3 separate regions of the Homo sapiens genome follow, and all the other regions are linked to region 3. A link is a contact called in ENCODE Hi-C or POLR2A ChIA-PET data. All regions are on one chromosome and are shown on one strand. Each heading gives the region's core, a stretch centred on a gene start or an enhancer-like site at or near the end of the contact. The rest is flanking DNA. Distances are from core to core; before and after follow the strand shown.

Evidence for each region. Hi-C counts contacts between places; a loop is a spot of excess contacts on that map. ChIA-PET counts read pairs that join two places held with the same protein, here RNA polymerase II (POLR2A). Pooled maps may share reads with other maps.
Region 1: a map of CD8-positive, alpha-beta T cell shows a loop between it and region 3 (11-fold over the local background). The contact joins the promoter of BCLAF3 here to the enhancer-like site in region 3. A Hi-C loop is called at or near these places in 1 of 168 maps with a recorded cell type or tissue (CD8-positive, alpha-beta T cell), 3 of 37 single-sample maps with no recorded cell type and 10 of 50 pooled maps. POLR2A ChIA-PET finds 5 or more read pairs at or near these places in 1 of 52 experiments (activated T-cell).
Region 2: a loop to region 3 is called in a pooled map, with 2.6 times the contacts of the local background. The contact joins two enhancer-like sites. A Hi-C loop is called at or near these places in 1 of 168 maps with a recorded cell type or tissue (MCF 10A) and 3 of 50 pooled maps. POLR2A ChIA-PET finds 5 or more read pairs at or near these places in 1 of 52 experiments (MCF 10A).

What each region holds. Positions count from the first base shown.
Region 1 is chrX:19,989,186-19,993,235 of GRCh38, reverse strand. BCLAF3 (BCLAF1 and THRAP3 family member 3) reads left to right here and starts at 2,175. Exons shown (of 12, transcript NM_001367774.2): 1 at 2,175-2,328. LOC729609 (a long non-coding RNA gene) reads left to right here and starts at 3,457. Exons shown (of 2, transcript NR_024440.1): 1 at 3,457-3,550. RefSeq lists silencers at 1,833-2,262, 2,303-2,352, 2,423-2,792.
Region 2 is chrX:20,065,318-20,069,177 of GRCh38, reverse strand. All of the region lies in intron 1 of MAP7D2 (MAP7 domain containing 2), which reads left to right. Among named protein-coding and RNA genes, the nearest start is that of MAP7D2, 50 kb to the left of the region's middle. Within about 2 kb of position 1,362, at least 4 of the 41 ENCODE cell types and tissues checked have a DNase peak (open chromatin) inside an H3K27ac peak, as active enhancers do.
Region 3 is chrX:19,682,241-19,685,914 of GRCh38, reverse strand. SH3KBP1 (SH3 domain containing kinase binding protein 1) reads left to right here. Exons shown (of 18, transcript NM_031892.3): 6 at 1,887-2,092. Among named protein-coding and RNA genes, the nearest start is that of MAP3K15, 170 kb to the right of the region's middle. Within about 2 kb of position 1,919, at least 18 of the 41 ENCODE cell types and tissues checked have a DNase peak (open chromatin) inside an H3K27ac peak, as active enhancers do; they include CD8-positive, alpha-beta T cell, where a contact is called at or near this core.

The DNA.
Region 1 (4,050 bases), core at 926-3,425, 310 kb before region 3:
TAAAAAGAGTGGTAAAAGGGTTTGTAACAGCAATTATTGGAAAAAAGATCACATAAAAGGGTCACATAAAATGATTACAAAGTGCTATCAGGCTCTCCACTGTGGTGGGCATCCACACATTTGTAGTGGCATCATTCTTTGATAGTTGTGTGGCTTTCTCCCCGCCCAAGCAGTGTTTGGAAATGTAGACGTAGGAATGGAAAATGCAGACTGGAGTTTTAAGTGGTAGTTTAATGTTAGGACAAGTCAAAGGGCAAAGCAGGGGGCTCTGCTTACAAGAGTGGTTGAAGGCTGGGCACAGTGGCTCCTGCCTGTAATCCCAACACTTAGGGAGGCCGAGGCAGCAGGATCACTTGAGCCTAGAAGTTCCAGAACAGCCTGGGCAACATGGCGAAACCCTGTCTCTACAAAAAAAAATTTTTTTTTTAATTAGCTGGGCATGGTGGTGCACGTCTGTTGCAACAGCTACTCTAGAGGCTGAGGCAGGAGTGTCACTTGAGCCCAGGAGTTTGAGGTTACAGTGAGCTATGATTATGCCACTGTACTCCAGCCAGGACCACGACCAAGTGAGACCCCTGACTCTTAAAAAAAAAAACAACAAAAAAAGGCCGGGACGCGGTGGCTCATGCCTGTCATCCCAGCACTTTGAGAGGCTGAGACAGGCGGATCACTTGAGATCAGGAGTTTGAGACCAGCCTGGCCAACATGGTGAAACCCCGTCTCTACTAAAAATACAAAAATTAGCCGGGCATGGTGGCGCACACCTGTAATCCCAGCTACTCAGGAGGCTGAGGCAGGAGGATCACTTGAACCTGGGAGGCAGAGGTTGCAGTGAGCCGAGATCGCACCACTGCACTCCAGCCTGGGTGACAAGAGCCAGACTCTATCTCTAAATAAATAAATAGGCCGTGCGCTGTGGCTCACGCCTGTAATCTCAGCACTCTGGGAGGCTGAGGCGGGAGGATCACCTGAGGTCAGGAGTTCGAGACCAGCCTGGCCGACATGGGGAAACCCTGTCTCTACTAAAAAAAAAAAAAAAATTAGCCGGGCATGGTGGCGCAGCCTGTAATCCCAGCTACTCAGGAGGCTGAGGCAGGAGAATCACTTGAACCCGGGAGGCAGAGGTTGCAGTGAACCGAGATCACACCACTGCACTCCAGCATGGGTGACAGAGATTCTGTCTCAAAATAAATAAATAAGTAAAAATAAAAAAGTGGTTGTAGTCAAAGGCTATGGGTTTAAGTTGGGTAGTGGGATTTCAACATTTAAGGTTTTAGAGATGGAGCAGTATCAAGTGATGAATATCTAGATTTTCTAGACTACGGGTGAACAAAGTAGAAGTAAAGGTCATTCGGATTGAGGAACTGAAGGAAACCAGGCTGGGTTGTGGATGTTGGATTCATTGGGAGGATGGCAGTAAATCAGATGGAGAGGAAAACTAATGCCAGACAGTCAGTAGGTGACAGTGACAAGGGAGGGCAAAAGGTGTTACTACCAGATGGCACAGAGCCTGAAAGAGCTATTTCACAAGGGGAAGAAAGAATATCAGTGTCAAGCGGAAAGCTTCAAGAGTGAAGAAGACACACTACCTTTGAGGCTGGTGCATGGAGTGTGGGAGGGGAGAAACCAAGCGAGTAGACAGAGATGAGGCAATCTTTTGAATTGGATGACGGATAGATGTTGGTACCATCCGACCATTTGGGAAGTCCAGAGGGGAGGCTTTGTTTTCCGGGAATATGCTTAATTTGAGGAGTGGGAAATGGATAGAGGGTAGGTGAATGGTTAGAGATCTGCACAAAGCTGGAAGGCCCACGGGATCAAGTTCTGCCCATGACTGAGGGGTGACCTCCAATCCCTGGGCCTTAACCCCCAGGATCCCTGGACCTGGAACGCCCATTAGGTCCCCTCCTTTCCGGCGAGAGGGCGGCAGAGGGCGCAGGCGCTCTAGCCGGACCCGGCGGGCGGGTGGCAGAGGGCGCAGGCGCCCTGGACAGAGCGGCCGCAGTGGGAACGGCCGGCAGGGGGCGCAGCGCTCTGGTCCGAGAAGCCCGGGCGGGGCACCCTCGCCGGGAGAGTAGAGGATAGGGGTCGGCTGGAGAACGGGCCCAGTGCGAGGCCGCGAGCAGTGGGCGGGGCCGGGGTGGGGGCGGGGCGAGGCGGTTCCGGAAGGAAGTGGTTCCGGGTCCCGCGGCCCGGCAGAGGTGGCTGGGGTGTCGCTGCTGTGGGAGGCGGCGGCAGAGTGAGGGGCGAGGCCCGAGGGGCCGGCGGCGGCGGCGGCGGCGGCGGCGGCGGCGGCGGCGGCGGCGGCGGCGGGGGCTTCCCGGCCGGGTGAGCGGCTCGGGGGGAGGCGGGGCGAGGAGGCCTGGGCCCGCAGGGAGGGCGTGTCCGCCACCCAGGAGGGGCGGTTCTCGGGGTGGCGGATGGGGCAGCGGGGAGGATGCGGCGGTCCGACTCGGGTTCTGTTGGGACAGCTCCTCTGCGCCCCGTAGGTCCCTCGGTCAGCGCCTTCCCTTGGGCGCGGCGACCCGGCGCGGGTTTCCAGGGGACAGCTGCCCGGCGCCCCTGAGGTCCCTCGACAGGCACGGCGACCCGGGCACCTGCTGCCGCGACCCTGATCCTCCGCCGTCGTCGGGCAGGTTGCGGTCCCCGCGGTTCCCTGCATCTGTTAAGAGGGCGGGGGCCGGGAAGGCGGTGTCCGGGGACGGTGCCCTTGTCCTCGAGGCGGCCCTGGACGCGTCGCCTGCGGGGCCTGAACCGAGGACCCCCCCGTACCCCGCTTTGTCCTGGTGAGGCGCTCCTGCCGCGCAGCGGCATCTTCCTCTGTTAACGTCGAGAATGAGTAGTGAAGGCTGCTCATTATCCTGCATTGTAAAGTAAAACTTGTCTTTTTAGAAGCGTCTCCTGAAAATTGGCGCATCTCCTGTGCTTCTCTGGGTTGTATTGGGAAACTGGGCCAGTCGCTGTCAGGACTGTCCTGTTGGTAGGTCTCGAGGGAAAGAAATGGGAGAGAAACCTACCCCGTAAATATTTTCCTACTCAGGTGCTTTTCGAACTACCTATTAGGTGATTGCCTTTTTTTTTTTTTTTTTTTTTCCTGGAACAAATTACAAACTGCAGGTAGAAATCAGGAAGGCCTCTTTAGGCTCCTCGCCAGGCAGCCTTTTTAGCATTTTTCTGAATGTGAACAGGTCCAAACGACAGAGCAGAATTTGAAAAGAAAGGTTTTGCTGCAGATTCATAACGAGGACTTTATTTTTCATTGGTATTTTAATGGTAATGGTATAGCAATGTTTTATTTTTAATGTTTTTTTTAAATGGCTACTAAAATTTTATTTTGAAATCACAGCTGTTTCAGTCACCCCCAAGAAACCTTTAAAACGTCTTATTAGAAACATTTTTATATATAGGAACATTTAGCCATTTATACACATTTCTAAGATAGAAATCACAATGAAGATACGTTGTTTCACTATTCCAAGTTCCAAGTAACCATGGTGAATATGGTTTCCCCATTCCAAGTAACCATTGTGAATGTGGTTATACACCTCCAGTCTTTTTCTATGCAGAGCTTAATACATGAGTTTTTCTAAAGTGAATTCTCTTTTGTAATTATCTTTTTCTGACTAGATAGCATGCCATTATATGGCTGTAATATTATAATTTATTTCATTGGTCATTCTCAGTTCTTCCCTATTAAAATACATTGTTGGGTAAATGTAAAAGTCCGCATATCTATGATTACTTTCGAATCTCACTCTGTCGCCCAGGCTGGAGTGTAGTGGCACGATCTCGGCTCACTGCAACCTCCACCTCCTGGGTTCAAGTGATTCCCCTGTGTCAGCCTCCCGAGTAGCTGGGACTACAGGCGTGTGCCACCATGCCCGGCTAATTTTTGTATTTTTAGTAGAGATGGGGTTTCACCATATTTGCCAGGCTGGTCTCAAACTCCTGACCTCCAGCGATCTGCCCGCCTCGGCCTCGCAAAGTGCTGGGATTACAGGTGTGAGCCACCGCGCCCGGCCCATGATTACTTTCTAAGTGTACATTCCT
Region 2 (3,860 bases), core at 113-2,612, 380 kb before region 3:
ATGGACAAAGGATGATTGGGTAGGAAAGTTAGACATTTTAGGATTTCAGGCCATACATAAAGACTTTCTTTTGGAACTGAATTCAGCACTGTATTAGTCTATTTTCACACTGCTGATAAAGACATATCCAAGACTGGGAAGAAAAGGAGGTTTAATTGGACTTAGAGTTCCAAATGGCTGGGGAGGCCTCAGAATCATGGAGGGAGGCGAAAGGCATTTCTTACATGGCAGCGGCAAGAGAAAATGAGGAAGATGCAAACGCAGAAATAAAATCATCAGATCTCGTGAGACTTATTCACTACCATGAGAACAGTATGGGGAATACTGCCCCCATGATTGAAATTATCTCCCACCAGTTCCCTCCCACAACACCTGGGAATTATGGGAGTACAATTCAAGATGAGATTTGGGTGGGGACACAGAGCCAAACCATATCAAGCATTACTTCTTGGATACACTGTGTCTTTAGAGGGCATCTCCTGGTGTTAGTGTTCACAGTAATCTACCTCAATTCCTCTGGTTTAAATCTGGCTGTGTTTTGGTAATAACTGGTTTATTTGTTAGAGGCCATGGTTTGTGCTCCAGCCCTCCTTACCTCGGAATGAGCTCAAGGGCTTTTTGACAGCCTTTGGGAGAAACATGTAGAGTCAGAAGGTGGAAGCTGGAGATGAGTTAATTTGGCTTCTCTTGGAATGGATATTCTCAAAATGTTTGCTCAACAATTAAGCAGAAGAAGCAGATGCTGTGTGGAAGAAGCTTTACTCATCCAGTAAATCTCAATCCCGACTGAACTCAGACTTCCTTATCCACATGTGCCCCAGAGCAGCTAGACGTGCAGAGAGAGAATCACAGGAGGGAGCTGCCAGGCTTCTCACTGCAGGGTGGTAACCGCCAGCCACATGTGGCTATTAAGCGCCTAAAGTGTGCCCAGTGTGACTAAAGAACTGAACTGTAACTGTACTTAATTTTGATATGAAATTTAAATAGCCATGTATAGCTCATGGCTACCAAATGAACACAGAGATTCCACATTGCCCATGTTGGGCTGTTTGAGTCACTCCACCCCTTTCAGTGGGATAAAACTGAATTTAAAAAAGAAAGAGACGGCCATGCATTGTGGCATGAGCAAGGAGAGGCCTTACAGCTTCCCCCAGGGTCCTCTGTAACCCCTTCCCCACCCAGCATCAGCCCTAAAACATTGCTGAGCAAACATTTTCAAACCACTAGTGTGAGGAGGAAGCTGCTAATTAGCCTGCCTGGACAGGAGCCACATCTGTGTCCAGCTGGGCCAGCGCTTGGCTCACAGTACTGCTTACTTCATACTGCTCTAATGAGTCACACTTGACTTCTCTTTAGATTTGCAAGCTCATTCTTGGGGCCAGGTTAAGATTTGTTCCCTGCATGCATCACTTCGTTACAGCACTAAGACTAAGGTGTTACATTTCTTCCCGTGCCAGGGAAGCAGCACAGAAAAGCGGTAACTGAGAATGTGGGTCCTTTCCGCCAGATGTGAGAGATTAGGAAAAAAAAATTTAATGGTTTTTAAAGTGGGTCCTGAAGCCAGTTTCTTGCATTGGAATCTGGCTTCAAGTGCCTCTGTTTCTACACCTGTAAGACAAGGATCATCACAGCACCTCTGTCATCATAGGGTGGTTGGGCTGAGAAAGTCTGAGCAGTGCACTTTGTCCTTGGGAACTGCTCAGTTATTACCTCTTATTATGATGATGCTGGTGATGATGACTGTGAGCATGATAATAAAGATTTTCTGGAAAGATGATTTGAAGGTGTGACTCTCATGTGTGTCCATGAGAGGGCAGCCTAAAATCATGCATGTCTGTGGAACAAGCAGCCTCTGTAAAGCCTCAAGGTAATGTGGGCAGTTTCAAGTGTGTTTGGCCCTTTTTCTTCTCTGTTTTTCTTTTTTCCCTCTGTTTGAAGAGCGCTTTCAGCCATTTTCAGGCTTACTTTAGATACGGAGCAGGCCCATGAACACCTAGAGGGCAGCATGGGCAGTACAGAGCTAGGTTCAGGCCCTGCCTGGGTGGGTGAGTTTGTGTAGGTGCCAATGAGAGCGTCTGTCTAGGCGTCCTAGGCTTTTCTTTGTAACTTTTCACACAGAACTAATTCTTATTAATCAGACTCTTGAGGTAGACACTAGAACCTGACTGTGTTTAGAGAAAAAAGAAACTTGATTTTCTATGCTTGTTCCCCTTCCACTAACTTCACACCTGCCTCTGAGCATTGTGTGCATGCATTGGTGCCACCATGTAAGGGGACAGTGGCCGGAGCTGTATAGACCCAGAGTTGCATCAGCCACACATGGCTCTGGAACACACCAGGGGAGACTGAGTTACAGAGAGAGCAGAATAAGAGTCCTCAAACCATGTGGGAGCACAGAGCATCATAGGGCTGGGGGACAGTGGGGGTCTTGAAGATGGGCAGGGTTTAAACAGATGGAGCAGGGTAGAATAAAGGATGGCATGAGCTAGAAGGTGCATGGGAGAAAGGGCAGTGCTGAGGTAAAGTTGGGAAAAGAGTTTGGAGTCAGATTGCGGGGTGGCTGGAATGAGCTGAGGAGTTGGCCTTTAAATTTTTGATGACGTTCATATTGTTGATAGTGTCATAATGATTAAGAGATGACCAAAAACAAAATGAAGAATGGCACTTGGATTTTTCTAGTACTTATCTCATTTTAATATCCCTGATATTTAATCTAGGCTGCAAAACCAGATGTATGTGGGGAATCATGACAATCCAGTGTTTGTCACGCCATCCCCCTTCCTCATTCCCACTGCCTACACTGTGGGCCAGGCCTTCAGGCCTCCCTCCTGGACAGCAGCAGGAACCTCCTTAGAAGAAGCACAGGTTGCTGTGGCAGCAAGGCACACTATGATGCCAACTTGTGATGCTCCCAGAGAGGAAGGCACAGATGCTGGGGAAGTGAACCTGGTTATATTAACATGAAAGCTGACTTCTAAAGAATGGTGTGCTTCTTTGGGAGGCCGAGGCGGGTGGATCATGAGGTCAGGAGATCGAGACCATCCTGGCTAACAAGGTGAAACCCCGTCTCTACTAAAAATACAAAAAATTAGCCGGGCGCGGTGGCGGGCGCCTGTAGTCCCAGCTACTCGGGAGGCTGAGGCAGGAGAATGGCGTGAACCCGGGAAGCGGAGCTTGCAGTGAGCCGAGATTGCACCACTGCAGTCCGCAGTCCGGCCTGGGCGACAGAGCGAGACTCCGTCTCAAAAAAAAAAAAAAAAGAATGGTGTGCTTAAATATTATATACATAATATACTGGGTCCAGTTGTAACAGAGTGCAGTAAATTATTTGTAATCCTAAAATGATCATGAAGATCCATTTAATCTTTTGTTTAGAAAGCCCTTTAGGGTTCTGCAGGGGTTGGTTGGAGATGAAAAGCTCCAGGGATATTTCTCAGACATTTTCGGGGAAGTTGTCATTTGTTCCATCTTATTTGTTGTAGATATTTGGATGATTCTAAGATACTAAGATTGACATTGGCACAAACTTGGCAGAACCAAAATTGAACTTGAGTGTTGTCTTTCATAGTGCTCACCCAAGGAGCTCATACGTTGGCTCCTTTCAGAAAGTAGGCCGGGCATGGTGGCTCACACCTGTAATCCCAGCACTTTGGGAGGCCAAGGTGGGCGAATCATCTGAGGTCAGGAGTTTGAGACTAGCCTGGCCAACATGATGAAACCCCATCTCTACTAAAAATACAAAAATTAGCCATGCGTGGTTGCACGCACCTGTAATCCCAGCTACTCGAGAGGCTGAGGCAGGAGAATCGCTTGAACCTGGGAGGCAGAGGTTGCAGTGAGCCAAGGTCGCGCCACCGCAT
Region 3 (3,674 bases), core at 670-3,169:
ACTAAAATAGACTTGCCCTAATCTGTTTGCCCTGCTGCCTTCTGGTGGTGATGAGGGGAGCGTGCTGAGGGAGGGGAGTGGTGATGGTTTCTTTCCACTAATGGTTTCTTTATTTCACCCTTGAATGGCTCTTTCCAAGCCAGAAAGGAATATACAAGTCATTTATCACATAGAAAGAATCCATACGGCAAAATGAGAACATGTTAAGGGGGAAATGACACAATATTTAGACTCCAAAATTATATCTCCAGCAGGGATATTTGCAAAAACAATGAACAGATAAACACACAAATGGATAGATGGATAGCTAATGGGGGAGGGTTCTTGATGTTTACACACTCTAATCCTTCCTGTGAATTGCAGCCGACCCCCTTGTTGTGGGCTGTTCCCCATTCGGTCCTGTGTTTTTGCTCACAAATGCTGGTTTTCAGTTAATTAAAATGTACACTGGGGACCTTCCTCCTCCCCCACCCTTTTGGCTTAAAAATACCATTTTATGGAAAATGACAACAACAACAAACAAAACCATTGTTTTAAGGATTTGATTCTGAAACGTGTTAGCAGTTTATAATGACCTTTCTATATTTTGTCTGTTTTCATTTAACAGTTTCTTCCTGCACTGAGACTTCCTTATTTGAATGACTTCCACATTTTATGAGATTTTATGTGAGCAAGTATTTGGTGTATCATTCTTATGGACTAGGAGGCCACCTTACCTGTAGGAAGATAATGCACAATTGGCTAATAGAGAACAACATTTGATGGCGTACTTTCATTTCAAGGGCATGGTTATGATCAGGAGTTATGTAGTAAATGTTCAGGAGCTATTCTACACATCTAGAGGCTTTCAGAGACAGGTTAATGACAGAGTTTAGTATTCCATAAAATATTCTTTGAATCCTGCCCTTTGATGGCATAATTGATATACTGACCATCAAAGGAAGAATACACCCAGAAATTAACTAGACACAAATAGGCTCTTCCTTTTAGGAACATGATTGTGGGCAGAGCCTTGGGAAAAAAGAATCTGGGGAGGTAAGTGTCCATGTTGTCTTGCTAATAACTATTTTATGACTTCCAAACACATGCCACAGAAGATCAAAGGAAGAGTGTCATGTCCCCAGTGTTCTTCTTTGGAAAGGGATTCAGCTTTGGGAAAACACTGGTGTTTAAAGGAGAGAAGAAGGGCTGTAGGTTTGGGGGATTCTGGCCTCTGGGAGGACGGCTTCCTTTCCCTCTTTAACAAACATGATCGTCTTGCTAGTGAAACCGTCTTAATGTCAAGTTTGGTTTAATGCTTTCCTAGAGAAACATGTCTGCATGCATTTATTCCTTGTGAAGCCATCCAAAAAGATTGAATTCTTTGGCAGTTATAATTTTGTGTGGTTTCTTTAATTGCTCATTTGTTTAAATGGCTTTTAGCTTTACAGTTTCCCTTTAGGAAATGTTACTTTCATTGCTAATTGCTAATTGACATGAGTCATAGAGATTGGAGGTACAGTATGTGGTACTGACTGGGTGGGGAGGCAACAAGGTGGGTGGGAAGGGTTGCTATTGCACAGGCTATGGGAAAACAAATTTGGATCAAAACCAGGCTCCCGGCTAAAGAGGGGTGAATTTCACATGTACAAAGATATCTGCTTTGGAATTAGATTTTCTGAAAAGTTGTTTTGATTCACATCTTAAAATTAAAAGTAAGGGGTGGGGAGATCAAACAAAACTCAGAGCCAGTCAAACTACTCAACATACTGAATACAAAAGCCTAGTGCAAGTTATCCTGTGCCCAGTCACACTTTTAGAGGTGGTTCCTGGCTGGTTGTGAAGTTCTTCTTCAGGGCTCTGGCTGATTTCTGAGCTCTTTCTCTCCCCATCCCCACTCTTGACAGGTTTAAGGGAAACCACAGGCTCCGAGAGTGATGGGGGTGACTCAAGCAGCACCAAGTCTGAAGGTGCCAACGGGACAGTGGCAACTGCAGCAATCCAGCCCAAGAAAGTTAAGGGAGTGGGCTTTGGAGACATTTTCAAAGACAAGCCAATCAAACTAAGACCAAGGTCAATTGAAGTAGAAAATGACTTTCTGCCGGTAGAAAAGGTATGTTCGACAGTTTCTATTTGATTTCAACTTAATGTGGAATATCCAAAAGTACGTTGTGGGGTTTGGTGCTGGAGGCTTCCAATTCCTCTTTTAGGGTTTCCATGTCCTCATGTACTAGTTGTTTGTCCTGTCTTCTTTTTTAGCTCTCCCTCTGTGTGGGAACGACTTCCCTCAAAAGGCTCATGCTCTAGTTTGCTGCTTTCTTTCTTGCTGATCTCTCTAGGGAATGCTTCTCAGGATGACTTTGGAAATGGACCAGTACTTCTCTATCTGCTTCCCAGAAAAACCCCTCATTCCTGGACCCGCCTAAGTGCATGACCCTGACACTTTTCAGACACTGGCCAATCTCTCTCCGCTCCTTGTACATTTCTCTAGTGCTTTGTGCTTGGGTGTGCTGACTGTGGTTCTGCACTAGAGTGAAGGAATTGTGCACCTTTTCTCTAAGAGTTAGTTGGAGATAATTTCAGACTGTTGAAAGGAAGTCTCCCGCAGGTGTGAATGATGGAGATGGCCTGTGCTGTGACTCCCTGGGTTGTTCCCTTCAGGAAGCTGGCTGTTTCCTTCTGCCTCTGGTTCTGGGCTAGTGAGAGGCAGGCAGCATGTTGCTGCTGAGTACGCGGTTACCACAGCAACACACCCAGAGCCCTCGCGCTTGTGGCTGCCGATGACGTCTACTGTGGTATACTTCTGAGCATTGTAGCCTTGCTTAGGAGTTGATAAATACTGTGGAATTTTCCAAATTATAATAAGCTACTCTCGTGCTGTGCTTAAGGCATGTTTGTTAATTCGATTTAGTGCTGAAATTTTTGCTTTGACATTTGTGCCAGCAGATTTGGGGGACGGGGTATTGGCAACCTCTCTAATTCAGGTTTATGGGTGGCTTTTAAGTGTTGTTGTTTTTTTTTCTTTCTTTTTTTTTTTTTTTGGTGGGATAACATTTTAAAGGTTGCATCATCTTCTGCAGCTGTAGGACATCCACCCCTCCACCCGCCCTCAGCAACCTTGCCCAGTGTCATCATGCATTAGAAGCAGAATCTGAAAAGGAAACTTTTCGAACACTGAATCCCTCTAGAGATGAGTCAGGCAGAAAGGGCAGATACCTAGAAATTAAAAACCGTTTCATTTAAACTTTTTTTTTCAATGTTGAAGTTTCTTTGAGTCAGCATTGTTCCTTTCAGCAATCAATATATGATATTTTTCAAGATCTGAAAACTAGTGTCCCAGCTCTTGAGCTCACTTCTGTTGCATATGGTCACATTCAGATTCCTGTGAACATTTACAAAAGAGCAAGTCCCCATCTTGGAAAGGAACACTGGATGCAGTTTTTCTTCTTTTATTCAAGTGGTTGAAGTGAAAACGACCATTGACTCAGTCAGCAAACAGTTCATTCCTTTTGTTTGTTTTATGATTCCTGGCCTTTATCTTCTTTGTGTAGGAGGACTGTGTGTGTGTGTGTGTGTGTGTGTGTGTGTGTGTGTGTGTGTGTATGACTCTTATTATTGCTATTAATATTAGTTTTAGCTGCCAATAATAAATTGAGTTACTGTTGATAGCAATGTCAATGTCAAATATAATACTT